Linked DNA regions of Homo sapiens: all the other regions are linked to region 2. A link is a loop called in an ENCODE intact Hi-C map of the cell type or tissue named here. Cell type or tissue: PC-3. All regions are shown on one strand. Links, peaks and the distances in the headings refer to the core of each region. The heading gives the core; the rest is flanking DNA.

Region 1 (10,013 bases), core at 1,960-9,959, 76 kb after region 2:
TGAAGACAGCACATTATACTTTATATATATACACACACACATACATATATACGTATAATTATACGTATATATAATACATACATACGTATAATTATACATATATACGTATAATTATACGTATATATAATACATACATACGTATAATTATATGTATATGTAATACATACATACGTATAATTATACGTATATGTAATACATACGTATAATTATATGTATATGTAATACATACATACACATATAATTATACGTATATGTAATACATACATACATATATAATTATAAGTATATGTAATACATACATACGTATAATTATATGCATATGTAATACATACATACGTATAATTATATGTATATGTAATACATATATACTTATAATTATATGTATATGTAATACGTATAATTATATGTATATATAATACATATAATTATATGTATATGTAATACATATAATTATATGTATATGTAATACATATAATTATATGTATATGTAATACATATAATTATATGTATATGTAATACATATAATTATATGTATATGTAATACATATAATTATATGTATATGTAATACATATAATTATATGTATATGTAATACATATAATTATATGTATATGTAATACATATAATTATATGTATATATACCTAATTATATGTATATATACCTAATTATATGTATATATAATACATACATACATATAGTTATATGTATATATAATACATACGTACATATAGTTATATGTATATATAATACGTACATATAGTTATATGTATATATAATACATACGTACATATAGTTATATGTATATGTAATACATACGTACTTATAGTTATATGTATATGTAATACATACGTACTTATAGTTATATGTATATGTAATACATACGTACTTATAGTTATCTGTATATGTAATACATACGTACTTATAGTTATCTGTATATGTAATACATACGTACTTATAGTTATCTGTATATGTAATACATACGTACTTATAGTTATCTGTATATGTAATACATACGTACTTATAGTTATCTGTATATGTAATACATACGTACTTATAGTTATCTGTATATGTAATACATACGTACTTATAGTTATCTGTATATGTAATACATACTTATAATTATATGTTTATATGATACATACATATAATTATATGTATAATACATACATACTTATAATTATATGTATAATACATATATACATATAATTATATGTATATATACATATTATATGTATATATACATATATACATTTTGTATATAAGTATATATAATATATACAATTATACATATATAATACATATATACGTATAATTATACGTATATAATACATATATACGTATAATTATACGTATATATAATACATATATACGTATAATTATACGTATATATAATACATATATACGTATAATTATACGTATATATAATACATATAATTATATGTATATAATACATATACGTATAATTATACATATATAATACATATACACATATAACTATGTGTAGAAACATGCTTTAAAATTAAATGTTATTATAAATTTGGAGATTGTAGATGGAATAGATTAAAATGTAATTTATTTGGCTGGGAGTGGTGGCTCACACCTCTAATCCCAGTGCTTCGGGAGGCTGAGGTGGGTGGTTCACCTGAGGTCAGGAGTTCGAGACCAGCCTGGCCAACATGGTGAAACCACGTCTCTACTAAAAATAGAAAAATCAGCCAGGCATGGTGGCAGGCACCTGTAATCCCAGCTACTTGGGAGGCTGAGACAGGAGAATTGCCTGAACCCGGGAGAGGGAGGTTGCAGTGAGTTGAGATCGCGCCACAGCACTCCAGCCTGGGCAACAGAGCGAGACTCTACCTCAAAAAAAAGTAATTTATTTATGATTAGGAATTAATAAAGAAGACACTTATGCCCAGTTGTTGGAATTTCTGTAAGTCTTCCCGTAAATGTGCTATCACTTTTCAGACAGCAATTATAGACTCCTTTATCAGAGTCAGTGTTACTGGGACTAAGGAGAATTAAGGCGGAGAAGACTGTGCCTCTGCTGTAAGTCAGGTGTGGGTTCAAGGTCTTTATGCTCTCAGGCTGTGCGGCCAAGATCTGAAAAGTTAAACTCCTGTCTGCCTCAGGAATGTGCTGTCTTAATTCTGTACCGGCTTGCACCTGTGCCTGTCTGGCAGCCTGTTCTCGCCGTCTTTCCCTCATCCTGGGTTCTTCCTAGGTGAACAGCCCTGACTTTTCGCAACTCAGCTGAAGTGTGCCCTACCTTGGGGGTCCCCGAGTCCCCCTCTGGCATGCCCGTGAGTCTCTGCTCACCTCCCTTGCAGCCCACGTTTTATTGTAATTTCACCTTTCCTTATCCAGCTTGCTCACACACTCAGCTCTGTATTCTTAGCACTGGGGGGTGCCTGGCCCATGCAGGCGTGCAGTAGATGGGAAGTGAATCTCACCACCTGTTAAGAAAAAGATAAGTATGACTGGGCACTGCCAGGAGCTGTGAAGGAGTGCCTGGCACAGGCCTGCTGGTGCTTCCCCTGCCCCACCCACTCACCCTAGTCTTGGGCATGGGGCCTTGGGGCTGTCTTGCGTGGGCTGGGCTTGGGAGTCAGATGTTGAAAGTGAAGGCAGAAGCCCACATGGCCGGTGCAGGCCAGGGTGGCACCAGGGTGTGGAAGGAGTAGGCCATGGAAGATGAAAACCGGGAATAGCTGGGAGAACTCCCTGCCCTTCAGCACAGCCGGGAGCCGCACAGTTCTCCAAAGCTGGAAGAAATAGTCCAACGTCTTTTTTCGTGCCTGTCTGGGTAAAATTTGCTGTTCTTCAAAGGGTGCCTGTAAAATAGGCACTGGTGGAATGAAGGGGTTAAAGATGAAAGTTACAAAGGATGGGAGCAGGGCTGGTGGGAAAAGAATCCGGGGAACCGGGAAGAGTAGCTAAGAGTGACAACTCTATGGGTGGGAGATTCCTTCTCTGGAATTAGGGAGTTTGAGTTTCATTGAGAGAACGAAATGTCTCTCAAGTCTACATATTTGCCTGGAGCTGACACTTGGTTTGGGAGGGGCTCCGTGGGACCCGGATGCTGGGGACGCACTGGCCTTGCCCCACTGTGCTAGTGCGTCAGGCCAGTGACTCACAAGCACGGGAAGGCTCGCCCCAGGTCATGCCTCCCAACAGTGTTTCCACCCATGGGTCCCAGCAGACACACACGAAGCCCACCAACTCATTTCACACACAGCCATCCAAGGAACCACTGACCCATGGCAACTAATCATACTCACATCTGCTTGCAGCTGGACAAAGACCAATGACCTGGAGGTGAAGTGCCGGTCTTCATGGTCATTCCCTCCAGGCCATCCTATTCCCCAAGCAGGAACATTTAATGTCCACCCCCGTTTAGTGGGAAAAAGGGAAGAAAAGAAGTGAAACATGAGTCAACAAAATTATATGACAGGGAAAATGAGACCAGAACTTTAGTCACATGTTGTTCCTAAGAGAAGCCAAGAAAACACCCTCATTTCCTCAAGGCGTGTGGTTTCTTGGGAGCCTTTCTGCCCTGCAAACTCAGTCTCTAATTGAGAAGCAGAATAGAGCATGTACCTCACATGTACAAATCTTAGTCATACTACAGCACAGAGAGAGACATGTTACATATTAGAAATTCACTGTTTCTCACATTTTTTGTGCTTTTTTTTTTTTTTGCCAAGAATGTATCAACTCTTGTTGTTTTCAAATTAGGGCAGAAATATTGTGTAACTCTAAACAGTAGTAGGGACTGTTTTGTTTCTATGTCTTCCATTATTAAATGGAACAGAAATATTATTTTATTTACCTAAGTTGTCCTTTCAGGGGAGTTAATGATGAATAATTATTTTCACATCTTTGGGATCACATCTATCTTACATTAGTCAAAACAAATGATGATGATAATAAAACAAATGCAGATGAAAGCACAATGATTTTGAGTTCTGTGAGAATAAGGGAGAGAAGTTAATTTTACCTTTAAAACCACAATACTAAGTATATTTTTGGAAGTTGAAAAATGTTATGCAAATGTAAGCTTTTAAGAAATCATTATTTGTACTACAACATTTGGCCTATATTTTACTGTTTTTTAAGTAATTTTTAAATGCCATGGACACTTTTTTGGGGAGCTAATTTTATTGAAGTTTATCAACTTACAGAAACATATCAAAGGCGAAGGGTACAGCTCAGTGCATTTTCCCCAAAGTGAACATAGCAGTGAACCCAGACTACGGACCAGAACATTACCAGAAGGCACGAAGTCCCTGGAGTCCTCTTCTAGTCAGTAGCCCTCACGAGTAACCAGGATCCAACGTCATCTTGTTCGGCTTTGACTTTTACAGGAATGGAGTCACCCAGTTTGTCTTCTTTTGTGCCTGCTTCAGCTTGCTGCGGGTGCTGTAGCTGGCCTGCCCTGGTGTGGCCGGGGACTCCCTTCCGTGAATATACCCCATCGTTTCTCAGTCCCTTGAACTGTTTCCAGCTGGGGCGATTGTGGATAGTGCTGCTGTGAACAGGCTTAAGCACGTCCCTTTTTCTCGAATTTTATTGAAATACAACAAAGTGCAAACATCACAAGTGCACAGCTCGATGAGTTTTTACCGACGTATACACCCGTGTAGTCACCGCCCGCAACAAGCAAAGAATGTTTCCTGCACCCCAGAAACCTCCCTTGTCCCTACCTTTGCCACACCCCCGCAGAAGGTCATCACAATTCTGACTTCTTTTCCCCATAGACAGATGCCTCCGTTCTTGAATTTCATATGATGGGATCATACAGAGTGTGCTCTCTCTGGAGAAGTTTTAAGATTCTTTTTTAGGGCATTCTTGGGCCCTGGGGGTCCATGGAGCTGGGGAGAGCCATTTTGCAGAGCCTCACAGCCACCGCGGTTAAAACAAGCGTGACACAAGCAGCACAGCGGCAAACAGGACAGAAGCTAGAAAGTCCATTCTCCACGTGCAGTCTTTGAGGTTTCGCTATCCGAAAAAAGTGTGAGTGCCTGCTGCATCTGTGTGTGGTTATCTTTTATTCACCACACCAGCATTTTGTGTGTGTGAATGAAGTGGAATTTAAAATAATAGAATTGAGGCCGGGTGCGGTGGCTCACACCTGTAATCCCAGCGTTTTGGGAGGCTGAGGCGTGTGGATCACTTGAGGCCAGGAGTTCGAACCAGCCTGGCCAACATGGCGAAATCCCATCTCTACTAAAAATACAAAAAAATTATCCTGGCGTGGTGGCCCGTGCCTGTAGTCCCAGCCACTCGGGAGGCTGAGGCAGGAGAATCGCTTGAATCCAGATGGCAGAGGTTGCGGTGAGCCGACGTCGCGCCAGTGCACTCCAGCCTGCGCCACAGAGCGAGACCCCAGCAGGACGTGATGAAGGTCAATGGGGTTTTGTCCAACTTGCCTCAGTTGGAGCAACGTACCAGTGCGCCCCTGCCGTGTGGCCGTGGGGCTTATCCCTGGGAGTGGAATTTGGGGGAAGGAGCCGGGGCCAGGGGCCAGGGCCCAGCTACAGCGGAGGCGGCTGAGCGCCTTCCAGAGGGTTGGGAATGTCCCGCTCGCAATCCCGCCGGGAGCGTGTGGGGCCCGCGCTTGCTGCGTACTCTTAATTCTGCCCAAGTAGCCCTAAGATACAGTCTCTTGCCTCCATACGCTTATTTAGTTGGGTAGGGAATTATTTAAAAGACTCCCCGAGGAAGTGCTGCAACCAGGAAGAGCCCTCGACGGCAGTATCACCAGGAAAGTATTTTGACATTTTTGCACAGCATAGGGAATGCGAGAAAGAATTTGAAAGATAAGCTGTTTAGACTTGGCAGATCTCCACATGTCCCTATTTGGTGGGATGTGAAACACATAAAAATTGTGAAAGCTGCGATGTTAAAGGTCTATCTTCCATCAAAAGCAGGAAAAAAAATCAGAAAATTGAGGACCTCATCCTGTTTAACTCATTCCAAATATGCCTTCATCAGAAGACATGTCCCAGTTAAACTGTATAACACTGCACCCTTCTCCCCTCCCTCCCTCCCTCCCTCTCTCTCTGCCACACACACACACACACACACACACACACACACACACACACACACGAGTAGCATAGCAGCTGGTATTCTTCGGTTCAGTTAAAAAGGCATTCTGTAAACAGAATGAGTGAGCTTTCCTCTTTTTGCATCCTCTGGAATGGAATTCACTGTAATCTTGAGAAGAGCGCCCTCTTGGTCTGTAGATGCGAGAAAACCAGAAATAGGCTTTATTTCTTATTAAAACCATTGACTTCTCTTCCTCCCCTTTCTTCTTTGGCACTCGTACTGTGTATTGTAAAATCTTTGTGTATTTTAAGAACTTAATATACTTTATAACGTGAATACTGATGGTGGATCTCTGAATATCTTAATTGGAGCATGAAAGAAAAGTTTCACAGTATTAATTATTTTAACATATCCTGAAAAGTTTAAGAGACTTTTAGAGAATATAAAAGATATTTGGTTTAGGGATTACTTTGTAGTACCTTTTGCATTCCTTTCATATTGTATTTTTTGTTTTCGTTTAAAGCTGATCTCTGCTATTGAAGTTATGTGTGCGTGTGTGTGTCTGACAGAGTCCACTGGGGACTATTATTATTATTTTCTTTTCTGTTTCAAACACAGTTAAGTCAGTTTGGCTTCCATTTGGAGACAACTTATTATACTCTGTAGGCCACATGGTCTATGGGGAAGAGGCTAAAAGGACTTTCAAAACTGACTTGGTTTTCATTAAGTTTGTCTACAGTTTTAGGAGTATAAATAATAAATTCACCCCCAACCCCAAGAGCTTTCTAGGGTCCTCTTTTTCCACATTGGTCTGGGGTACCTGTGTTGCTGTTGTCCATGGCTGGTCTGCTTTTATAAGAGAGACCGAGACCCCCGCCTTTCTTTCCTTTGAGAACTCCCAGCCATATTCCCCGTCTTCCAAGTGGAGACTGCCTTCGTGACCCACTTTCATCCTCATGACCACTCGGGTTAAGTGTGTGCCTCACAGGAGCACAACACAGGCATTGCTCCAGGAACTTGGAACTCATTGACCCTAGAACACCAATGAGGGGAAAACCAGGAAGAGGATGAGTACCGCACAGAATGTACCAGTTCTTCCCATTCTAGAATCTGAAACAGATGGTATGGGAGCTTATCTGTAGGGTCATCCAGACACCGGGAGAATGCAGAGCCCTCATAAAGGCCCTCAGATATGCAGCCAGCAGGGAGCCGGTGGAGTCCACCAGTCTGCATATAGCTTTAGATTTTTCTGGGAGTCCAGATGCAAGGTGTATTTCCTCAGGAAATGATGAAATGGTGACATAGCTTTTCACATGTCAGGTCACCAATGAAATTGTGAACCTGGGTAACCTGCATTATTTATGTACCCCTTTTAAACACAGTAATTTACAACAGTGAATTAAGACTTGCATTACCTGACTTTTATTTTAATTCACCATTTGAAGCTTATACATTACACCTGAGTGAAGGGGGTACTCAGGTCATCCTTTGTATTTTTTTTTTCTTTTTAGCAGTGAACCATTGAACTGCAGCTAAAATACCTTCATATGCCAGGGTGAAACCCAGCACGGGCCCTTATATGACAGAAAGGACCAGAATAGTGATATTTTAAAATAGATTTTATTTAACAAAGTAAACATACATCTTAGGATATTTGTTTGTCATTCTTGTCATTCTAAAGGCTAGCTTTTTTGTTTTTTTTTTTTAACAAAACCATTTACATAAAATGCTAGGCCACCCAGAATGTGACACAAAAATCATGATCTTAGACATCTTTTGTTCTGAAAAGCTAACCCTAATTTAGATATTTTTGGAATGATCAATTTTTTAGAATTGATAATCAAATTCCCTACACACATAAAGCCATGCATGTTTTTGGTCCAGGATTAAAAAAAATTACTTGCTTATGAAAAAGCGTAAGGTGGTGGGGGAAGGCCGGGGTCGGGGGTCAGTCCTGTCTCATCTCTGATTTTCCCCAGTGTTCCTTAGTACCTGAAGTGGTCCCCAGGGTAAAACTACCCACCCGCCTGTCACCGGCACCGGCTGGGGGTGTTTCTGTACCAAAAGCACAAGAAGCGTCTTGACCCGAGGGTCCACAGTCACAGCCTTGCAGCCTCTTATCTGCAGTCCCAGGCAATGGAAGCATTCACGGATGGCTTAAGGGCCCAGTTCCAGGAAATTCATTTTTATAACCTCCCTCAAATTGCAGAAAGATAAAGCTTCTGAGATTTTATCAACCTTTCAGAAAACTCCAGATCACCAAATAGCCATTTTCAGCTTCAATCCCTTAAATCCCTGCTTAATCTGCTCTTTCCCAGAAAGCAGCAATTGACTCACAAGTCGAAAATCCACACTACTTCAGGCTGGTGTTGAGTTTCTGCCAGCTAAGCCCAGATGACTGCTGGACATTTCCTAAATGGACTCTGCAGATACATGAGACTTAGCCTGGTGGGTTTTCCTTTTGGTATCTGTAGGAGGGGGATGAAACACTGCAGAGTTTAAAGAACAGAGATGTGTTTCCAAACTTGGCTCAAACGCAAACAGGTTGTGGGCAGTGGCATAATCCCAGCAAAGAGGCTGCCCCGAAACTCCAGGGACTTGGAGATGACCTGGTGATGGAATAGCTGGTCTGGACGGCTCCAGGTGTCAGGTGCCAGATGCCAGCGCACTCCCCAGAGTCCCCGGCTCTTCCCTGGCTACTCTGTGATCTGGAGCAGTCAGGTAATCATTGCCGAGTTCCCTGTTTGGAGCTTTGTCCCACAGTGCTGTTGTGCACGAATGCACTGTGGTTGAGGTGCGCGGTGCCACTGGATTTCCATCTACAGTTGTTACTTAAGGTTGCTTAGATGGGTAACACCAGTAACAGCACCAAGAATACAACCATAATTGGGTACTGATTTCATCAATTCTAAGATGTGCATTTATTGATGTTTTAACAACTCTGGAATTGGGATAGATCTAACAATTGATAATGTGTCATTGTTTAATTAGTACCCTTCTTGATTTCTTAGTATGGGTTTTACAATTGGTGTCGTCTTAGATGAAGTACAGCTCACATCAGGCTCAATGCTACGGGAGCCTGGTGTGAGCTGTATGTGAGGCTGCCTCCAAAGCACTCAGGGTGTACCGGGGAGACACAGAAGTAAACAACGAGAAACGTGATAAGCCTGACAATAGAGACATGCAGTCAGCAATTCGCAGGAGCCAGGTAGGGAGCAGGTGACCCTCACCTGGGGATTAGACACATGGTAGTACTGGCTGAGTTAGGTACCTCTGGTGAGGTCTCTCAGTACTGGTATTTGTCCATTTTGGAAGAACCTCCTGGAGCACAGGTTACAGATTTTGGCCTCATCTCTTTGGATGCCTCTGAGTGGTCACCAAAACCCAGATTATGAAGCAAATCTGTGCACATGGATTGATTTAAAATGTTAGGAGGTTATGAGAGTGTAGGCTGAAAATTGCCTAAAATGTGAGTCAGAGAAAAACACAGACCTATCATCTCTGGAGTTTTTTTGGACTGTTGTCAGCTGTCCCCATTTCCAAAATATAAAATTGAGAACAGCTTACTGTCTTGGAGGCACTTGTTCAGATTTAGCTTTACAAAATAAATATCTCCAGATGTGATTGTTTTATGCAGGCGTCTCCATGGCAATGCAGCTGAGGCTGGAATATGTTGTTAAAAATATACACTTTGCATGATCACAATACTATTAGTGGCATGATTTTATTTTCAGGAAATGATAATCACCTGAAGTAGAATATAAGTAAACATTTTATATCAGACTTAAAGCAGAGCCTCTAATAAAGCTTATTAACCCGATTATTCATCTCATACCTCTTTACATTCTGTCCACAATACCTGTGTCTGTCATGGTTTAAAATTGGGATTCTTCTAAGGAAATTGCAAGTGCGTGTATGTACCGACGTATTTCTATCTTTTCATGTGATGACAATTTTACATA
Region 2 (10,013 bases), core at 748-8,747:
ATGCCAAGCCAGAGTGGAAAATATTCCTAATTTTATTTAATGGTGGAACAGAAAAAATATCTGAATTGGAAAATTTTGAAAACAGAAACAATGTTTAACTGATTTTTAAACAATCCAACAACTGAGCAAGGAACTCATGGTCCTCCGACAGAGGCTCTTCAGGACGAATTAAACAAATTCGTAATATTTATCAAGAACGTTTGATTTTTGCCCACAAGTAAGTGTCCCAGAAGTTCCTTAAGAAGATTTTTTTCTTAAACAGATTATATTCCTGATCAACTTTTCCAGACTATTAATTTAACTGAAGACTCCTTCTTGCCTACAGTTTACTGCAAAGTCAGAGTGATTAGTCTAGGTTGATGAGGTTTGTGGTGTATGATTTTGAGTTAACAGTTCTATACATCACTTCATCATTTAAAAAACCTTTCATAAAAAAGATTTTAGGAAAATATGATAAAAACTTATTTAGACTTTACTAAGACTATGAGAAATGAATCATTTTGTGTGTGTGACCGAAGAGTTGCAAAGCTGTTTACAGTCACAACTTTGCTTCAAGCGTTAAGTTTTAAAAGATGATGGACAAGTGCTAAGACTTCACCCAGGACAACTGCCTTAACTAATGACGAAAACAGAATTAGCTGGGGTGTGGGCCACAGCAGGGAACTATTTCTCTGGAGCTGTTGGGGGGATTTTAATGCTTCACTGACACCCACAGAATGAATTCCTCTCCTAAAACAACACAAGCTGACTACTTCAAGCTGAATTTCTTTGTTTTCCAACCCAACACCCCACCCCCAATCTCTTCACTATAGAAAGACACACACTTAAAAACCATCTGGGACTATTTAAGAGAATCACTCTAAAGCACATTCAATTGCTTGTCTTTTGATGACAAGAGTCAAATGTAAAATGCAGAGTTATATTTCTGAGACTGACCTGCTGGGACGGCTGGTTGGGTGGTGGAGGTGATATCACAGATTGTGTTTTGGATGGAATCAAATGTGGTCTGTGACGCGAGGAGAAGTTTGTCTGAAATACCCGGAGTGGGTGATTGTGTGTGCTGAGCTCTTGGGGGTTGGTGAGGACCCCCCGGGAAGGGCAGGAAGCAAGCCAGTGGAGGGGTAAACAACCCAACCAGAGTAACTGGGGACGCCCAAATTCCATGGGTGGGGGCCCCCTGGGAATCATAAACCAGGGAGGGAGCAGATGTAAGAGTGTGTGTGCTGGGGACAGGCCAGCCTGGGTTAGCACCTTAGAGTTGGAGCAGGAGGGGTGTGTGTGTGCTGGGGACAGGCTAGCCCAGGTTAGCAACCACAGGGCTGGGGTGGGAGCGGTGTCTGCTGGAGACAGGCAGAGGTATCTGGGTTGTGACTCTGAGTCGCTAATTGAATATTTCTTAAAACTTCTGGGAATAAGAGGAGGGGATACATTAAACAGGCTTATCACGAAGCCAAGCTTATTGTCTATCTTTGATCAGGTCACAAAGTGGTCACGCTCTTGAGCGGGCGGGTGACTGCCATCTGAGACTGTGTGAACTGCTCTGATGTTGGGAACCAACCCACACTCAAGGGAAGGCAGTGCTGTCCACAGGTGGCCGAGCAGAGGGCCAGGTTGACCACCAGGAAATAGATTAGGAATCGGATGGGATGTAGGGGGTTCCACTGGGCACCTCCCAGCAGACCAGGAGTCACTGATGAGGCAGCCAGACAGGCGCGGGGCAGCAGGAAGGGCCCAGCGTGTCCCCTCTGTGTGACCTCGCCCTGAAGGCTGCAGGGCCCAAGAAGGGCCCCAGCATGCTGGGGTGAGTGAAAGCTCAAATGACAGATGTCCTCAAACAGCCTGTTTCCACAATTCCTGGGGCCTGCAATGTGCTAAGGGAAAGAGAGGCTGAAGAGCTATCTCTGTATTGAAACACTTTGGGCAGTACTTGCCAAGACGCCGTGACTCAGGGGAGCAGAAGGCTGGCAGCTGCCACTAGGGAGACAGACAGAGGAGGCTGAGGTTTAGGTGCACGAGGATAGAGAGGAAAGTGCAGGAATTGCACCTTTTGGGTGTTTATTCTATGCCAGACACTGTGGTTAAGTACCTTATGTACACTGTAGAATTTAATTCTACCAGCAACTTGCTGAGGGAGGATTATAAATTCATCTCACAGGGGATGCATTTTCCAATAAAAAAATTCAGATCTCCTCCCAGGTTCCACAGGGACTGATGGAGATGAATTTGAACTCCGAGGTGGAAGCTCCTCACCCCTGGGCGAAGGGCAGGTGCCATCTGGGTTCTGAGCAAATGACTTAAAATGAAATTCGGGGCTGGGCTTGGTGGCTCATGCCCGTAATCCCACTACTTTGGGAGGCCAAGGAGGGAGGATCACTTGAGGTCAGGAGTTCAAGACCAGCCTGGCCAACGTGGCGAAACCCTGTATCTACTAAAAATACCAAAAAATTAGCCCGGCCTGGTGACGCACGCCTGTAGTCCCAGCTACTTGGGAGGCTGAGGCAGGAGAATCGCTTGAACCCAGGAGGTGGAGGTTTCAGTGAGCTGAGATCTCAACACTGCACTCCAGCCTGGGCGACAGAGTGAGACTCCGTCTAAAAAAAAAAAAAAGAAATTCAGGAACAGGACACATTCATAAGGCAGGAAGTGCCTGTTTCTCCTCCTTGACAATGCACAAAGCAAAGTGTAGCTTCCGTGTCCCGAAGGGAAGGGCAGCACCTACCGGGGTAAGCAATCTGAGAAGACAGAAAGGCTGAAGCGACACGGGGATTAGAAGCCTCCAGGAGGAAGCCTCCAGTGATCAGGCAGCCTTAGTTAAGTGTTCAAGCCCAGCGTCCTTTACCTCAGCCACTGATCTTCCAATACGATTTCCCTGGGAGACACTTCTATGATCTATCTGGTTACTTAACCTTTGCTTTTATCTCTAATAGGCGGTTTCTTTCATGGAATTTTCCAAAGGACTCTGTCTGAGAGATGTTTTAACTAGAGCCCATCAATGCATGGCAGACCATCACCAGGGAGAATCAAGTATCACTCCAGGAGAAACAGGGCTGCCTTTAACAACTTAGGGAGGTAACAGGTGGGGAGGAATGTGCTTTTGACTTCATTTCAAAGAGAAAAAAATCTTCGGGTAAACTCTCCACAAAGCATTAGTGTCACTTTCTGTTTCTGATCATTGGTTCTAAATGCTTATTAAAAATGCGTTGATTTCCGATTATTATTATGGACACATGTGGCTTAAACTTTGGTAAAAGGCTGAGCTAAGGTGGATGGTGTAAGAAAGTCCATCTTTGTGGGGACGCAGACGTTTTCATACAGTCAGTTACGATGCCTCTTCTCCCCATCCTCCTTGTGCATGTGAAGGCTGCTTTTGCCATGCTAAGGGTCGAACGTGCTCTCAGGCATGACATGATCCTGGAAGGCTCAGTCCCACACGTCAAAAGATAAAGAGCTTTGTAAATGAGAAATTCCTTAACCCTTCCAAAGAACCAACAGATGAAAATTATCTTTCCCTCACCCAATTCCTAAAGCTGTATCAATCAGCAGGCAAGCGTAGGGTGGTCCTCACCACGTTTTAAAGATTGGCGGGAGATTCCAGGGGCCGGGAGGCCCCACCTACACATTTTTCTATTGCTAGAAAGCAACCACTCAAGGCAGAAACAATCCCGAGGCCAGAAGAGCCCTCCAGAGGCTGTCTTCTAGGACCTGCTGCTCACTGTGGCACCCTGGGCAGCAGCACCACCATCACCTGGGAGCATTAGGAATGCAGAGTCCCAGGAGCCCCAGACCTGCCTGATCCAAATCGGCTGAGTCAAACGTGCATCCGTTCGGGCAGTGCTGCTCCGGCCCATCTCTTCTGACCCCCAGCCAGGACTGGGGCTTCATGTCCAGTATGCTTTCTCATGCATTCAGGCGAAGAGACCTCCCCTCCCCTGTGGACTCAGATCCCTCTCCTTGTGGAAGTGCCTTCTCAGGCAAGCTCCTTCCTCCAGTAGCCTCAATATCAAGAGCCCAGCAGGACAGGTGTCAAGAAGGAGCGAGTCCAGTTATCGCCCACCAGTGGACATTGGTGGATGGTGACCACCACATCCAGGGACTGTGTGATTTTGGCCACCAGACCACCTTCCACATTCTTACCCTTGACGCCCATGAAGCTGAGTTTCTGGGAGTGCCAAGAAGGCCACTGGCCAACCTCTGCCTGCCCTGAAGAAAAGCACAGCTCAGCTCATAGACTGCTCACTGGCCAGATGCCTGGCTTCCCTTTGCATTGAAGCTCAAGAAAAAAAAAAACCATGCTATTAAATTGAAATAGTTTGGCACTCTGTCTTGCAGTTGAAGCATATTTTGCATTAGTTTGACTTTGCAGATAAGCCAATGTCTGTCTACCCAATAATTTTTTCGACTGTAATTCAAATCAAGTGAAACCAATGAGAGAGGAACCTTCAGTTGACCCAAGGTGCACATTTTTGAGGGCCATGCCTTTCGCACTCAGCATAATGATTTGTGTTGTGATTCTGAACAAAAAGTCCCCAAACTACTTAGCTTCGGTCCTGGCCAGGAATCTCGACTTTCCCTCTCTCTTTCCTCCCACCAGCTCTGTCTATTGTGTGGCTTAGACTCCAGCTGCTACAGCAGATGCCCAGCTGGGCGCTGGGGGCAGCGTGCCCATGGCTTGGTCCCTGTCCTCAGGGAGCCACCTGGGGCCTGTGCTTAGATTTGGTGTGGAGGAGGAAGCCCCTTTCCTTTGGAATTTTCTGACTTCAACTCCACCTGCCCTTATTGTATGCAATACTGCAGGTAGCAGGTAGGGGAAGCTGGCACTGGGCATCCTGCATGCTCTGTCTGTCTAGGAGAGGAGCCTGTGGGCTGGCCCCCAGCTTCCCAGACACTCATTCTCTTCAGCTCCAGGTTTTACAGCTGCAGAGACATTATATTTAGCATGACTAACTCAAAAAATATAAAAGCAAACAGCAAGACGGCTGTCCAGCTTCCACAGGGGGGGCCCTCATCCCGATGCCTGACATCATCTCAGGCAAGGAACTGCCTGTGGATGCGCTCCTCCTCCCAGGCATCGGGGCATCACCTGGTTAGAGCTCCCTGACCACAGAGGGTGCAACAGAAATTCCAGAGTCACCAGTGGGCCTCTGATGTCCAGTCATAGGAATCTAAGGCAGTGGGGCAGCAACAGGCCCTTGAACTCTGGGGAATGTAGCTCCCAACCCCTGTGGTATGGACTTCCCATGGACTGACACCTCCCCTCAATCAGCTGCAAGTTTTCATAGAATCAGTGGATCCCTATCTTTGTCTACTTGCTCCTCCTAGACTGTGCAACAGTGCCCAGGCTGGGTTGGTTGTAACAGCTGGTATTGGGGGTCATGCCAAAGCCTTCAAAATGTAAAAAGGAGATGGCAACACGCCCTTTGTTAGCCTCCTCTGGGCATCCGCCCTCCCGCTCCAGCTGACCTGACTCGGGCGGCCTCAGTAGCCTCTGATCATGCTGCCAGCTGCGCCTGCAGAGAAACCTTAACTATCTTAGGGTCCCCGTGGAAGAGTTAAATAACACACTGATTTAATAAAATTACTCCAGCATCTATGTGAAGGTCCTGTGCTGTGGGAGGACCTGGTGATGAATAAACCAAGTTCCCAGCCCTTAGCAACCTGAAGTCTAGCAGGGAAGAAGGGCAGTGACCAGAGGTGGACATCGGCTCCCTGTCTCCACTCTCCATCTTCTGACCCCAGTACCACAGGAAGAGGGGAGGCTGGTGACCGTCAGTTTGGTGAAGCCATGGGGAAGATCTAGGCCTGCACCCGATCACAGCCTCCTCTCACAGCCCCTCCCGGGGTTCCCCATATGTCTTCTCCCCTTGTCTTGACGCGTCCATCCCCTGTCCTCCTCCTGAGGAATCTCACGCAGTTCTGGGGCTTCAGGAACTGCTCCAGGAGAACTGCTTTAGGTCTGGTGCCTGCACCTGTGTGGGCAACCCAGACCTCGCTCACTGGCTTCCCACCCAGACACCCGGTTCCCTCCTGGACAGCTTCCCATGCCTGTCCCAGAGGAAACCAACTCAGTGCGGCCCAAGCCAACCTCCTTCGGGAGAGTGGTGAACGTTTACCAGAAAGCAAAACAAACATCAAGAACAGAGGCACGGGCAGGCCGCCTCCGAGAGACAGGCAGGCAGGCCAGCCCCAGGCTTCCTTGCCCCCTGCTCCTTCATCTGGAGCTGGGTCTCACATCGCCATTTCCTAAACCTCTCTGATTTGCAATACCTGACATTAACCATTTGAAACCTGTCAACCAAAGAAACAAAACTGAGTTTAAAAATAAGAACTTTAAAAAGCATAGCACTGTTACTGGGGCTTAAAAAGGAAGGAAATTCTGCCACTCACTACAACATGGATGCATCTTCAGGACTGATATGGTTTGGCTCTGTGTCCCCACCTAAATCTCACCTTGAATTGTAATCATCCCCACATGTCAAGGGTGGGGCCAGGTGGAGCTAACTGAATTATGGGGATGGTTTCCCCCATACTGTTCTCATGATAGTGAGTTCTCCTGAGATCTAGTTTTATAAGCATCTGACATTTCCCCTGCTGGTACATTCTCTCTTTGCCTGCTGCCATCCATGTAAGACGTGACTTGCTCCTCCTTGCCTTCTGCCATGATTGTGAGGTTTCTCCAGCCACGTGGAAATGTAAGTTGATTAAACCTCTTTCTTTTGTAAATTGCCCAGTCTTGGTTATGTCTTTATCAGTAGCATGAACATGGACTAATACAAGGACATTATACTAAACGAAGTAAGCCAGTCACAAAAGGACAAACACTGCCTGATTCCACTTCTGTGAGGTCCCTAGAGTAGTCACACTCAAAGTGACAGAAAGTAGAATAGATTAACAGAGGGTGGGGGAAGGATGGGATGCAGAGGTATTTAATGCACATGGAATTTCTGTTTAGGATGATGAGCAAGTTCTGGAGACGGACAATGGTGACAGTTGCACAAAAATGTGATATGTTTAATGCCACTGAACTGTCATTTAAACATGGGTACAATGGTAAATTTTATGTTACATATATTTTACCACAATTTAAAACAATGAAAAAAATATTAAAAATGGACACAGGTTTGCATTATGTGTATATATATATGTACACTCTCTATGTGTGTGTGTGTGTGTATATATATATATATATACACACAGACACATACACACACACACACACATGCACACTATATAAATACGCACATATATGAGACCTGATGTGACATTAGTAAGATTATCTTCAGATGGTTAGTTTATCAACACTGTGTTTGTAAGGTAGGTGCTATATTGATAATGTGCCAAGATTTTATTTTTTATTACAGGAAAGTTACCTAGTTTTTAAACACATGAAATATTTAGAAAGAATAAAGATCTAAGGTAATTTTTTTAAATGTGAAAGACTAAGAAAAGCCCATGAAACAGGCCTTTTTTCTATGTTTATTCTTAGACACTCTAGTTAATTAAACCCAATGAGGAAGAAAAATCAACATGAAGGCAAAAATGTTGCCTGAATCAACAGTTGTAGCCTTTTGTTCTCTCTCACTGATGAGCTAGAAGTGTTGAAAGAAGAGATGTTTTTGAAAGGTGCTATAAAAAGGAGAAAAAGGCAACTTTTAAAACGGATGAATTCTATCTACCTATGATCTTTCCTTTTAAATACACTTATTTTCTTTGAGACGCTGCTCTGTTTTGATATAAAAAGAAGCAGATGGCCTCAGAGTTAGACTTTGTTCAGAGGGAACTAAACTTTCCAGTTATTTGAAATATCTATCGGTGTCATCCCATTCCTTGTTCTGGAACTTCTAGGCAGGATTCAGTACTATTCTTAATTGCTTTTACTTCTTAAGTAAAGAATTCTTGGATTAAAAAAAAATCAAGCACCAGCATGACTAATCTGACTTCCTTCCCCCTCCTGAGTGAAATAACTCATTTGTTTCTAGACCATTAAATTCCAATCAGGTGAGAAGCAGATAACAAATCACTCTTGTTGGAGAGCAGAGAAATCGCCCAGAAATCACAGCACTGGGAGTCCAGGGGAGGTGCCAGTGGCACCCACGCGGCAGGGGGTCGCCGTAGGGGGCCAATGACTGGGTCACCCAGTGCCCGGAGGTGACCTGGCAGTGCCACCCGCCAGCCCCGCCTAGCCACCTTATGTAATGGGTTAGGACTGTTCCTGGGTTGTGCGGCTGCGCCTGGCAAAAGGAGAGCCCAGTATGCGAGAACCAGAACCTTCGGGTGGACAGAGACACATTCACAAAAGCCAAGGCAGACAGCTGAAAACTCACTGTGCGGTGTGCCTTAACTAGAAATGCGTTGACTTTTCCAACCTCTGGCGCCTTGATGTGGGTAACCACCACAAAACCTGATGTCTGCACTTACCGGCAGGAAATTGACATATCACTGAAGATACACAATTTTGGCCTACTTGCTGTTAAGATTCCTTGTTTTACAACAGGAAGGAGGAGGCCGGACAATAAGAGCTGATGACTAAGACTAAGGAAATCCTGTCTGAGCTAAGACTGTCTTGGGAGGAGAAGGGAAGAGGGCGCTGAAATCTGGCGGGAACAGCTAGGAAAGGAAGGTGGATTTCAGACAGGACAGGAGATCACCTCAGGTCCCTACTTGGTCTTGAATTGTAACTTGGATGCTTGTTACAATTAGGACAACTACCAAATAAGGAAGAAAGGGAAGGAGGTGAGGTTCTTCCCTGAAATTTCCAGCGGGAATCTTCCTCAGGGAACCCACGTCTTGGCCTGACTCACCTGGCTGTTGGAGGGTACGGGCTAGTCTGGGAGGCCTTTCCATGCTAATCTGAGAAGTAGTTGCGCTGCTAGGAAATGGTATGGAGGGAATCTTTCTGCTCTCTCAAGAAGGAAACTCTCTCCTAAGATTCTGTTCTGCATTTTTATGTCATGTTGCCAAACCAAAGCCTCTTGAGTTTTCTTGCTTTGCTAAATTATACTTGCATCTCATGGTTATTTGAACAAATTGTTCTTTGTTTATAAGTGTTTCCATTTGTTCTGGAAATAAGTTAGTTACACCTTGACTGAAATTTAATTAATATTAAAATGTTTCCTTTGGGTGACATTTCCTAAACTTAAGGAAAATGGAAATAACCGTCTCAAGGCATCAGGAAGGCGCATCTCCACCAGTTCTCACTCAGCGGCCATCTGCTCAGAGCCACCAGGGTCTCAGCACTCCAGGCACCAGAATCGTGAAGACTAAAACCTCCCCCCACAGGCCCCCGCACCCACCAGTCCTGCTGACCCACTTCCTCCTGTCCCAGTACCATGGCTAAGGTAACTCTAGGCTAAGATGACTGCACTCAGGAGAGGCCCTTCAAGGATGACCAAGAAATACGTGAGAATGGGCAAAGGGACAATTTCACCTGCAGAACCGAGAATCCTGCAGACACAACCCCCAACCTGCCCATAATGAAATATGGAATATTTCATTATTTCATACTGTTAACTAGAGTTAACAATAACTCTAGTTAACTTGAACTTCACTCTCTGTGGCTTCAAGTTCTTTAGGTATTGAGGATGAAGACCTAAAAAACAACAACCTAAAGCCAGGTAGATGTGAACTAGTGTTGATCAAGCACCGCAATGCTAAGATTGCTAAACTCTCTACAGCCAATTTCTTCTTGCTCCTCTGGGCACGTGCATAAGGTAAGAACTATTTTAACCCAGTTTTAGAAATGTAACTACAGTGTAAAGAGTTGAATACTCGCACCAACATCACCTGGCTGGGCAGCAGCAACAGCAGTTTCGAACCCAAGACCCCAGCTGGCCCTATTTCTGTGGGGCCCATGCCTGAGTCCTGACATTTCCTGTGAGCAGGGTGAGTGGGGGCTCTTATAGGTGCTTGCTGATGAGTACAACTGCATACAAAATCAATCGTACTGAACGTCTCATATAGAACAAATAAAGTGGCTCTCAAATAGTGAACGTCTGCAGGTTGCTTTCTTACCATGA
Region 3 (10,013 bases), core at 652-8,651, 58 kb before region 2:
TTGTTTTGTTCTGTAACTTGAGCATGTGTCCGAAAACCTTGGAGGATTTTTTACACCAAAGGTTGCTCGGTGCAGTCAGGGAGGCTGAAAGCTACTTAGCGTTTCTCAACACTCTACACACTTTAACCAGTGTATCCGCAACTGCAACGACAATCTAGTCACACAATGTAACCACGGTCTACCCATAACTGCAACCACAGTCTATCCATATGCTGTAGCCATGGCCTATCCACATGCTGTAACCATGGTTTATCTAAACACTGTAACCATGCTTTATCCACAAAACGTAACCACGGTCTATCCACACACTGTAACCACGGCCCATCCACACGCTGTGACCACGGCCCATCCACACGCTGTGACCACGGCCCATCCACACGCTGTGACCACGGCCCATCCACACGCTGTAACCACGGCCCATCCACACGCTGTAACCACGGCCTATCCACACGCTGTAACCACGGCCCATCCACACGCTGCAACCACGGCCTATCCACACACTGTAACCACGGCCTATCCACACACTGTAACCACGGCCTATCCACACACTGCAACCACGGCCTATCCACGCACTGCAACCACGGCCTATCCACGCACTGCAACCACGGCCTATCCACACACTGTAACCACGGCCTATCCACACACTGTAACCACGGCCTATCCACACACTGCAGCCACGGTCTATCCACACACTGTAGCCACGGCCTATCCACACACTGTAGCCACGGCCTATCCACACACTGTAACCACGGCCTATCCACACACTGCAGCCACGGTCTATCCACACACTGCAACCACGGCCTATCCACGCACTGTAACCACGGCCTATCCACACACTGTAACCACGGCCTATCCACACACTGTAACCACGGCCTATCCACACACTGCAGCCACGGTCTATCCAGGCACTGTAACCACAGTCTATCCACACACTGTAACCTCCAACTATCATAATCACTGTGCCTCCCTTAGCAGACACAGAAGTCCAGGATGAGGATTTTCTTCATGGGAACAGCCTCAGATTTCTAAGCCCTTTTAGTTCATACTGTGGTTTTTGTGTTTAACTTTTTTTTTTTTTCAGACGGAGTCTCACTCTGTTGCCCAGGCTGGAGTGCAGTGGTGTGATCTTGGCTCACTGCAAGCTCCACCTCCCGGATTCACGCCATTCTTCTGCCTCAGCCTCCCAAGTGGCTGGGACTACAGGCACCCGCCACTGCGCCTGGCTAATTTTTTCTATTTTTAGTAGACAGTGTTTTACCGTGTTAGCCAAGACGGTCTCGATCTCCTGACCTCGTGATCCGCCTGCCTCAGCCTCCCAAAGTGCTAGGATTACAGGCGTGAGCCACCGCGCCCGGCCTCTGTTTAACTTTTTTGTTCCTTGCTGTCAGTTGTGAATATCACTTCTTCCCTACAGTGTACCCTCATCTCCTCTTTTCTCAGCTCCTTCTAAACCCCTATTTGCAGGGAAACTGGACCACAGAGCTTGCCTCAGCCTTCCTCACTAAGTGCTGCTACATGTCTGCTCTATGCCAGGGAAGGAGCATCCTCCAGAAGCTCGCAGTCCACTGGGGGATGGAGAGGGAAGACAGTGGCTTTGGAGGGTGCTAAGGACACAGGGCTCAGCTGTGACTTGGCTTGGGAAGGCAGGTGTTTGGGACCAGCGTCCCCCAGAAGGTGACATTGGGTGTGGGCTTTGAGCATGAGCAGGAGACAGTCAGATAGAGAATGAAGGCGGCAGCCAGGCACTCCACACGCCAGAGGACATAGCAAGTCCAGGGAATTGGGAGTAATATTAATAGCTGGACGGTGGCCTTGTTGGAGGAGCAGGGGGACTCAAGCCACTACCTGAGAGCATGGCCCGCAAGAGTCCATCTGACGTGTGACTCCCCACTGAAGCGTTGAAATTACTGGTTAAGTTCCCTTGGGACAAGTGTGATAATGCTTCACACCGAATCATAGAATTGGATACTTAAGGAGGGTTTTAGAGTTCACCTTGGACTTCCTCTGTTTTAATAAGGTGTCGAAATTCCCTTAAGTAATTAAGAAGAGATGAACCATCAAGATGGTAGCTATTTCTAGAATATCCTTCCAGGTCTTCCATGTACTTCTCTGTCATTGATGTATGATTACGACCTAATTTGCAGCTTTTAGGGCAATTTTGCTACTTTATAGATGGCTTTGGTATTTAATTTTCCTTCTCACACAGAGTGAGCCACAAGTCTAAACACACTACCACTCTTTTGATCATATTTCCTGTATGCGGCAGTGAACAGGGTAGGAACCTTCATCTGTGCAGTCTGGCAGATGCCATTTACCGCCTGCACAGCAGTCCTTCTTCCATCCTCTGTACATCATCTGCCAATGGCTCACCTCTCAGTGGCCAAGTGCATCAGTGTGAGTGTTGCTGCAGCTTGAAAAGGGCTGACACAGCCAGGCGCAGTGGCTCATGCCTGTAATGTCAACACTTCGGGAGGCCGAGGTGGTCAGATAGCTTGAGACCAGGCGTTCGAGACCAGCCTAGCCAACAGGCTGAAACTCATCTCTACTAAAAATATAATTAGTTTGGTGTGGTGGCATGCGCCTGTAATCCCAGCTACTCAGGAGGCTGAGGCACGAGAATCGCTTGAACCCGGGAGGTAGAGGTTGCAGTGAGCTGAGATCGTGCCACTGCACTCAAACCTGGGTGACAGAGCGAGACTGTCTCAGAAAAAAAAAAAAAAAAAAAAAAAAAAAGAAAAGGGCTGACACAAAATAACCACTGATTGCATCCTCCTGTTAGCATCTTGGTTTATTATGTGTATAAAACCTCCTACAATCTAAAAATCACCCCCCAACAAAATCTATTCTTGATCTGACATAAACCTATGAATGTAACTCTCAAAACCACAACTGCACTGCAGTACAGTATTAGCATTTATCAGATAAAAATACAGTTGATTAATTTCTGAATCCATCAACCCTTAAAGGGTAAAATTTATAAAAGATTAGCTTGCAATATTCAGATACAATTGTTTTTTCCCTCTCTTCCTTTTGTCCCCCAAGAGTATTGTAAATGGTACATATGGCTAATCAAATCAACAAGAAAATAACGAGTGTCCTATTTGTTTTTTCCGGACCCTGTTCTGACAGCATCTTCCATGGCTCAAAAAGGCCACATCCTAGCGTGGATACGCAGAACATGGCACTATCCCCATAAGTTTGAGCAAACATTAAAAAAATAAACAAGAGTCACTTAAAAAATGTGGTACATTAAAAGTGATGCTTAAAAGAGCTAGTTGAGTTGATTCTCTGTCAGAATCTTATGGTTGAAATTAGATAAAATCATCAGTGGAATTTTGTGTACATGTTTTATACAATAATATCCATAACTCATAATGAAATGGCCAAACTCCATTCTGAACACTCTTTCTTAAGGTTAATATAAACAGAAATCTATTACCACTAAGCTGAGTAAAAATCTTTAAAAAATTATCTGCGGATTATTTTTCTGTTATTCAAAGTGTATATTTTCAATAGGAAAAATGTGATGCAACTATTTTTGACTTTCTTAAAATGTGGTTTGGGAAATAAGTTATTCACTCATTAAAATAGATAGCTAGCGTTCCTTAAAGTTTGAATACAGGAGGAATTTTTGTTGTTGTTGATCTCTCCTATTCAAATTCCTCTTTCAAAATTGGATCAATTTAAGGAAACAATTTAATATAATTGTTAAAGTGATATTTAATAGATTCTTCAATTTTATTTACTTTGTGTGACATTGTATTTATTTTATATAATTCATTGTAAATAGAAGTTTACGCACAGAGTTACCATAAATACATCCTGTTTTATTTACAAAGTATCTAAGGAAGAAGATGATTCATGCTCCCTAGTCTCCAGCACCTGTTTTGATACTTTACTCATTTACTGCTATGTGATTCATATATTTCTCTCTGGGGAAGTGGGCGGAAGACGGGTGCACATTGTTCTATGAAAACTTCAAGTCTTGCAAGTCTTGTTTTTTCCCCTAAGTCTTTTAAAATGTGCTGTGGAAAGAATTTATTCTAATTGGCTAATCAACAAGGATGCTATAGCACTATGCAGCTGTTTATGAGAAAAAACTGTCCTCAAATACTTGTCCACCATAATTGCTTTGTTTGAAGACATTTGGAATGGAGAGGTTTAGTAATGGATAGAAGGGATTGTTTTTTTCTCTATTTATGATTCGATGAATGGAAATCCTTTTAGACTGGCTAAACTACTTCTATTTTCTGATCTTAAAGTAGTTGTTCAACAGCAGTAGGACACAAATGATGCTGGATATATATATGGCAACCGTGAAAAATTCAGTGATAACAAATACTGTAGTTCTAGTGCAAATTTGTCCCATTGAAATAAGTAATAATCAAGGCATAGCATCAAGCTTCTAGAGAAAAAATGAAATCCAGCAGAAAAAGGGAGAGCATAAAATCTCAGTATGGGTACTGAGACCTAGGGAGTGGGGTTATCATCACCACCACCATTTTAGACTAATAATAACGATGATATGAAGATGATGATGCGTTGGGTGCTTGGCTGTGTGGTTTACACACTTCCTTTCATTTGTTTCTGAAAGGGAGTGAAAAAGGAGTGAGGCAGATTCAATCCCAGACTGCGTCCAGGGTCAACCTTTCTACTAACAGGAGGATTCCCAGATGCAAATTCAAGCAGGTCGAGAACACATTGTTGACCTGAGGCTCCTTTTCTGACCTGTCCTTGAGGCTGAGAGTTCAATCACGTGTTCACTGGTATCTCCAGTTGTGCGAGACAGTCACTAATAGGGTCATAAGGACCCACCTGGCAGAAAGATGCACAGCCTAAGTTGATATCTGGTGGCTCCTGATGAAGAGGTTTAATAACTGTTATTTCCCAATAGGATTTACAGTATTTTAGATTTTTAAAGAATCATTTTTTTCCTAAAGAAATCTGGCTACGGTAGAGGAGCAGGCGGATGTCAAGGAAAGGGGACGCCAGAGTGCTGGGCGTGAGAGCCCCGTGGGTGTGAGATAGAGCCGGTGGGTGTGACATAGAGCCGGTGGGCGTGAGATAGAGTCCGTGGGTGTGAGATAGAGCCCATGGGTGTGAGACAGAGTCCATGGGTGTGAGATAGAACCTGTGGGTATGAGATAGAGACCGAGGATGTGAGATAGAGCCCGTGGATGTGAGATAGAGCCCATGGGTGTGAGATAGAGCCTCTGGTTGTGACATAGAGCCCGTGGGTGTGAGATAGAGACCCATGGGTGTGAGATAGAGCCCGTGGGTGTGAGACAGAGCCCGTAGGTGTGAGACAGAGCCCGTGGGTGTGAGATAGAGCCTGTGGTTGTGACATAGAGCCTGTGGGTGTGACATAGAGCCCGTGGGTGTGAGATAGAGCCCATGGGTGTGAGATAGAGCCTGTGGTTGTGAGATAGAGCATGTGGGTGTGACATAGAGCTCGTGGGTGTGAGACAGAGCCCGTGGGTGTGAGATAGAGCTCTGTGGTTGTGAGATAGAGCACGTGGGTGTGAGTTAGAGCCCATGGGTGTGACATAGAGCCCGTGGGTGTGACACAGAGCCCATGGGTGTGAGACAGAGCACGTGGGTATGAGATAGAGCACGTGGGTGTGAGATAGAGCTTGTGGGTGTGACATAGAGCTCATGGGTGTGAAATAGAGCCCGTGGGTGTGAGATAGAGCTTGTGGGTGTGACGTAGAGCCCTGTGGGTGTTCGATGAGCCTCCTAGTGCCCTCTTGCCCGAATATTGATGGAAAAAATCCCTACATTCTTCTAATGTGAGTGTGTGCATAGAAAACCATCTTATCTCTAAGTGAGTGTGAGAATCCGATGAGTCAGCACGTATACAAATAGAGACTTATTTAAAATATTAATATTTAAATTTTAACAGTTAACACATTAAAGCTGTATAAACAAGTGACTTATAGTTACTATGCATTAGGCAAAGGCACAGGAAAAGTTCCTCTTGTGAAAATCTCCTCTATAAAATCATAAACAATACTGATAACTCATGTCCATGCTGGTGGGAGAAAAGTCTAAATAAAATTCTCTGTTCGACCCTCCCCTCAGAAGAAAAGCCTCTCAGAAGACTTCCTTCAAGACCCACCTCTTAAGAGGCTCCTGGGGGTTAAAAAGCTGTTATCAAATGCAAATCACTCCCAGCTGGGTTGAGGCCATGACTAATGTGCTCTTTGGTGAAGTTTCTTTTCATCTGCAATCCACAGATGCTTTGCTCAAACATGGAAGGTGTGGGGACGGTTTGAGTGGAGCAGATCCTCTCAGAACAGGACTAGCTGGCAACACAGGCCATTGCAAGGGAAGGCTGGCCTGCGGAGGGCTCACTGGGACACGGGAGAGAGCTGCCTGGTGACACAGAGGGGCTGGAGAAGGTGGAGGAGAGGAGGCAGGTGGAGGAGGGTCAGCTTTCCAAGGCGGAGCGGGTTGCTAAGTAAGTCCTTCTACCAGGAAGCTCAGCTGCACCTCCCAAATAATGACAAGGGACCCAGACACCATCCTAACGTGGCTCTCATGTGTTAGGGGTGCACAGGCATAGCCACCTAGGGAGTGGGGGGCTCATCAACACTGCCATTTTAGAGATAAAACACGGTGGTGCCAAGAGATTAACTAATGTGCCCAGCAGCCCGCACTTCCGAATGGGGGTCCATGGGGAGTACTCCGACCCCAGCACCCCAGCTCCATGGTCTGTGCACCCGCCTGACACGGCACCTCCAGAGTTGGATTTGGGGGTGCATGAGAAGGGAGGAGCCTTGCAGCTTCTGCTGCAGCCAAAAGTCTGTGAGCCCCACTGCTGCCCGGCGCCCCTGGCTCCTCAATTTGAGGTATACACAGAGCCTGACACACAGTAGGAACTCAGGTATTTGCTGAGTACATGAAAGAAATGAGCTGCAAGATGGAAGGTCATGCCAAGGAATTTTGCAGGGGCTTTCTGAGGGCAAGGCTTTCCCTCGGGTGCACCTGCACGCGTACTCGCCTCTTAGCTTAGGGTGCTGAGCACTGCTCTAGCCCAGGGTCTCCCACCTTCAGCACTTCAGATAATCTGCACCAGATAATTCTTCTTCACGGGGCTGTCCTGTGCATATAGGATGTGTAGCAGCGTCCCTGTGCCCCACCAGATGCCAGAAACACCCTCTCCACAGTATGACAACCAAAAGTGCCTTCAGATTTTGTCTGATGTCCCTGAGAGGAAGCTGCCCCTTTTCAAGAAGCCCTGGTGCAGCCACCTAAGAGCAGAAGGTGCAGTCTTCTCCGTGCCTGCGGAACTAGGCAGGTGCTGATGGGTCAGGGCCAGGCAAGACTACAAACGGGGCCCAAATGCCCCCGGCTCCATGATCTCCCCTTTACAGGAGCCGGAGAGTGCGTGAGGTGGGACACGGAGGCTCTGCCTCATATGAAGCAGCTTCCATTCATGACTGTGTCCACCGACACCAATGTGGAGCTCTCCACCATGATCACATTGTGGAGAAGGAAATACACCGCGGGACCGAATTCCTTGTCTAAGGACTGTCTAGGTCAGACTGGGAACATTCTTCCCAGTGGTTCGAAGGGTTTGCTTCCTAAGTATCGTTCAAATGCTGTCTGCAGGGAATACTGCATTCAGGAAGTGCCCACTGGGGTGGGTTTTAATGCGACTTTTCATGCAGAGGGCATTTGCTTCAATTATTTCCTTGTAAAAGAAATTTCACTGATTATTTCTGTTTCTTGGAAACAACTCCATTTAGTATTTTCTCTTAGCTCTTCCTAAATCAATCTTAAAAGGCCTCCTGATTTGGCTGTAATTCCAGAATCTTTCTCCATCTCAGAGAATCTCCTGAGGCGAGGGACCCGGAGGAAAGGGCCTGGTTCTGTCTCATGAGGCCGCAGGCGCACCTCTGGACCATGGAGGGCCTCAGTTTCCTCAACTGGGAAAGGAGACTTGCTAGTGTATCAGGTCCTTCCTATATCTACAATTCTCTGAATTTGTTCCATATCTATTTTTTTGGACAAAACTTTTGTCCTCCCTTGTCTGTATTTCCTTACATCTGAGTTTTATTTACAAATGATTTGAGCAGCAAATCCTTGATACTTAAGGTTGCCAGTGAAGACCTTGAATAAAGGGAGATACAATTAAAGCTGCATGCATCTTATTTTAGCCAAGAAAGCAGAAAACTCTGCTCAGATAGAACAAAAGCCTAATGAGCCCTGTTGAAATTCTTCATTTCACATTACATCTCGATTCGAGACGCCTGGGCTATTCCTTTTGCCAAAACTGTGTAAAATGTGACCGTGGTTTTAATATTCTTACAAGCCGTGGGTTATTCTTCTGTTGAATTCCCACAAGCCCTGTTTGTTGTTTTTCAGAGCAAACCACTCACTTTTCCAAACTGGGTTTTGATTGCTAATAAGAGAAACATTTTGACAGTATACTTTTTTTTCCAGAAAAGTTCTGTGAAGAAGAAAGTTCTGTTGAAATATACTTGTGATATGTTCAAATTAGGTCTGAATAAAGCCATTAAGTATTAGGCTGAATTTTATAAAGTACGTATTCAGATGATTTTACCTTCTTTAACATGTTTTTCTATTATCTCTATTTTTAGTATTGTTTCACCAAGGTTAGCTCAACATAATGAATTTCCCCATAGTCAAAGCCAAAAATATGAAGGCGGGGGAGGAGTTTCTGTAAAGAGTTGGTCCTTGGGGATTATTTCGAAAAGCTTTTCCTGAGTCAAATGATTTTAACGGAATCACAATTCCCACCCTCCTGATTCCCCATGGAAAGCCCATTAGTTGAGGGGAGCTCAAATCCCAGTGGGGGTGGGGTGGGCACACCCAGGAGCAGCTGCAGGGATGTGCGGGGTCCTGGGATGGAGATGGATACAGGGAGAGTGTGTGCCCTTGCTCAGTGCACCTCCAGAGCCAGAAAGTAAACTGGAGGGTCAGGAGAGTGACCAGGCAGGAGTGAGGGGTAGGCTCACCACACAGGAAGGACAGCTGCAGATGAGCCGATAATGACAGATGCAACCAATACTGCATCTGGATTAAAGCACTCTGACCCCAAGCAAGGGCAGAGATGGCACCTGTTGCATGTAGAATGCAGATGTCCTAACCAAGAAACATCTGACAATGCACTCTGGTGACCATGAGCAGAATGCTACAGCTGGCATGGTGGTATAAGCAAGTCTCCCCACCCCCACCCTAGCTTTCAGGTGTATAAGACACTCACCACCCAAGTCTAAGCTGGTGGGATAATCAATAACTGAACATAGTGACATTCAACGTAATAAGTAAAATTAAAGTTTTCCCCTTAATAAGATGAACCACACTGGCCATTCTAAAGATCAACGATCACTGAGTGAAGACAGGTCTAGTTCCATATCTCAGCAAGAAAGATAACTTTTAGGATATGTCTTCTAGGCACACAATGAATTATCTATCTGCTTAATAACCTGGCCTCACCAAGGCAAGCAGGATGCGTCAGTCTCAGGAGAACACCTGAGGCTGCACTCGGCCTGGCCTCGACTCTCCAAGGGGGTTTCAGGAAGGTCCTCGGGGGCCTTGAATTACAAGTAGGGCCCCTGGGCCAGCAGCTACCATGTCACTGGGGAGCTTGAGGCAACTGCAGAACTTCAGGCCCTCCTGGGCCTGCAGAACTAGCATCTGTGCTTTACCAAGGGGCCCAGGCTGCTTGCAGGCACATTACAGCGTGAGAGGCATTCCTTCCGATAATTTGCAACATGAAACAAATATGTAATGTAAAAACGATGATTTTTATAAAAAAGTAAAGTTTCCAAAACTAATATAAAAATTTGCTAAAACCATCAAAACTATCAGAAAAATAGTGATTTTTTTTTGGGTGGGGGGGCTAATGATTATGGAATAATGAATCACAATTCATCTACCAAGAATACAAATCAAGGCAGGATGATTAAAATGTAGTTAAGCAGGTCAGAGGCTCATGTGATATCAAGCAGCAACCAGAAGAGTCACTGCAATAAAAACAGGCT

What was found. Hi-C counts contacts between places; a loop is a spot of excess contacts. Peaks named below come from ENCODE experiments on the same cell type or tissue, not always from the same donor. Only the 100,000 strongest peaks of a DNase experiment are listed, where the experiment ranks them.
Region 1: it touches region 2 in a loop (4-fold over the local background); 3 of 110 quality-filtered maps call a loop at or near these places.
Region 3: it touches region 2 in a loop (7-fold over the local background); 4 of 110 quality-filtered maps call a loop at or near these places.

The regions. Positions count from the first base shown.
Region 1 is chr13:110,243,889-110,253,901 of GRCh38, reverse strand. All of the region lies in intron 1 of COL4A1 (collagen type IV alpha 1 chain), which reads left to right. LOC124903212 (a long non-coding RNA gene) reads right to left here and starts at 3,460. Exons shown (of 3, transcript XR_007063872.1): 1 at 3,279-3,460; 2 at 2,317-2,453. In PC-3, for the core only: a CTCF peak has its summit at 6,245; a DNase peak (open chromatin) is centred at 6,201.
Region 2 is chr13:110,318,383-110,328,395 of GRCh38, reverse strand. The region is part of intron 3 of COL4A2 (collagen type IV alpha 2 chain); the gene reads right to left. Among named protein-coding and RNA genes, the nearest start is that of COL4A2, 16 kb to the right of the region's middle. RefSeq lists enhancers at 610-1,378, 7,625-8,154, 8,155-8,686, 7,553-8,752. In PC-3, for the core only: a CTCF peak has its summit at 4,789; DNase peaks (open chromatin) are centred at 4,905, 7,975 and 8,465; H3K4me3 peaks cover 1,085 bases; H3K27ac peaks cover 1,865 bases.
Region 3 is chr13:110,376,327-110,386,339 of GRCh38, reverse strand. The region is part of intron 4 of COL4A2 (collagen type IV alpha 2 chain); the gene reads right to left. Among named protein-coding and RNA genes, the nearest start is that of MIR8073, 40 kb to the right of the region's middle. RefSeq lists an enhancer at 5,932-6,882. In PC-3, for the core only: no CTCF peak of the experiment used is centred there; DNase peaks (open chromatin) are centred at 3,909 and 5,789; H3K27ac peaks cover 5,730 bases.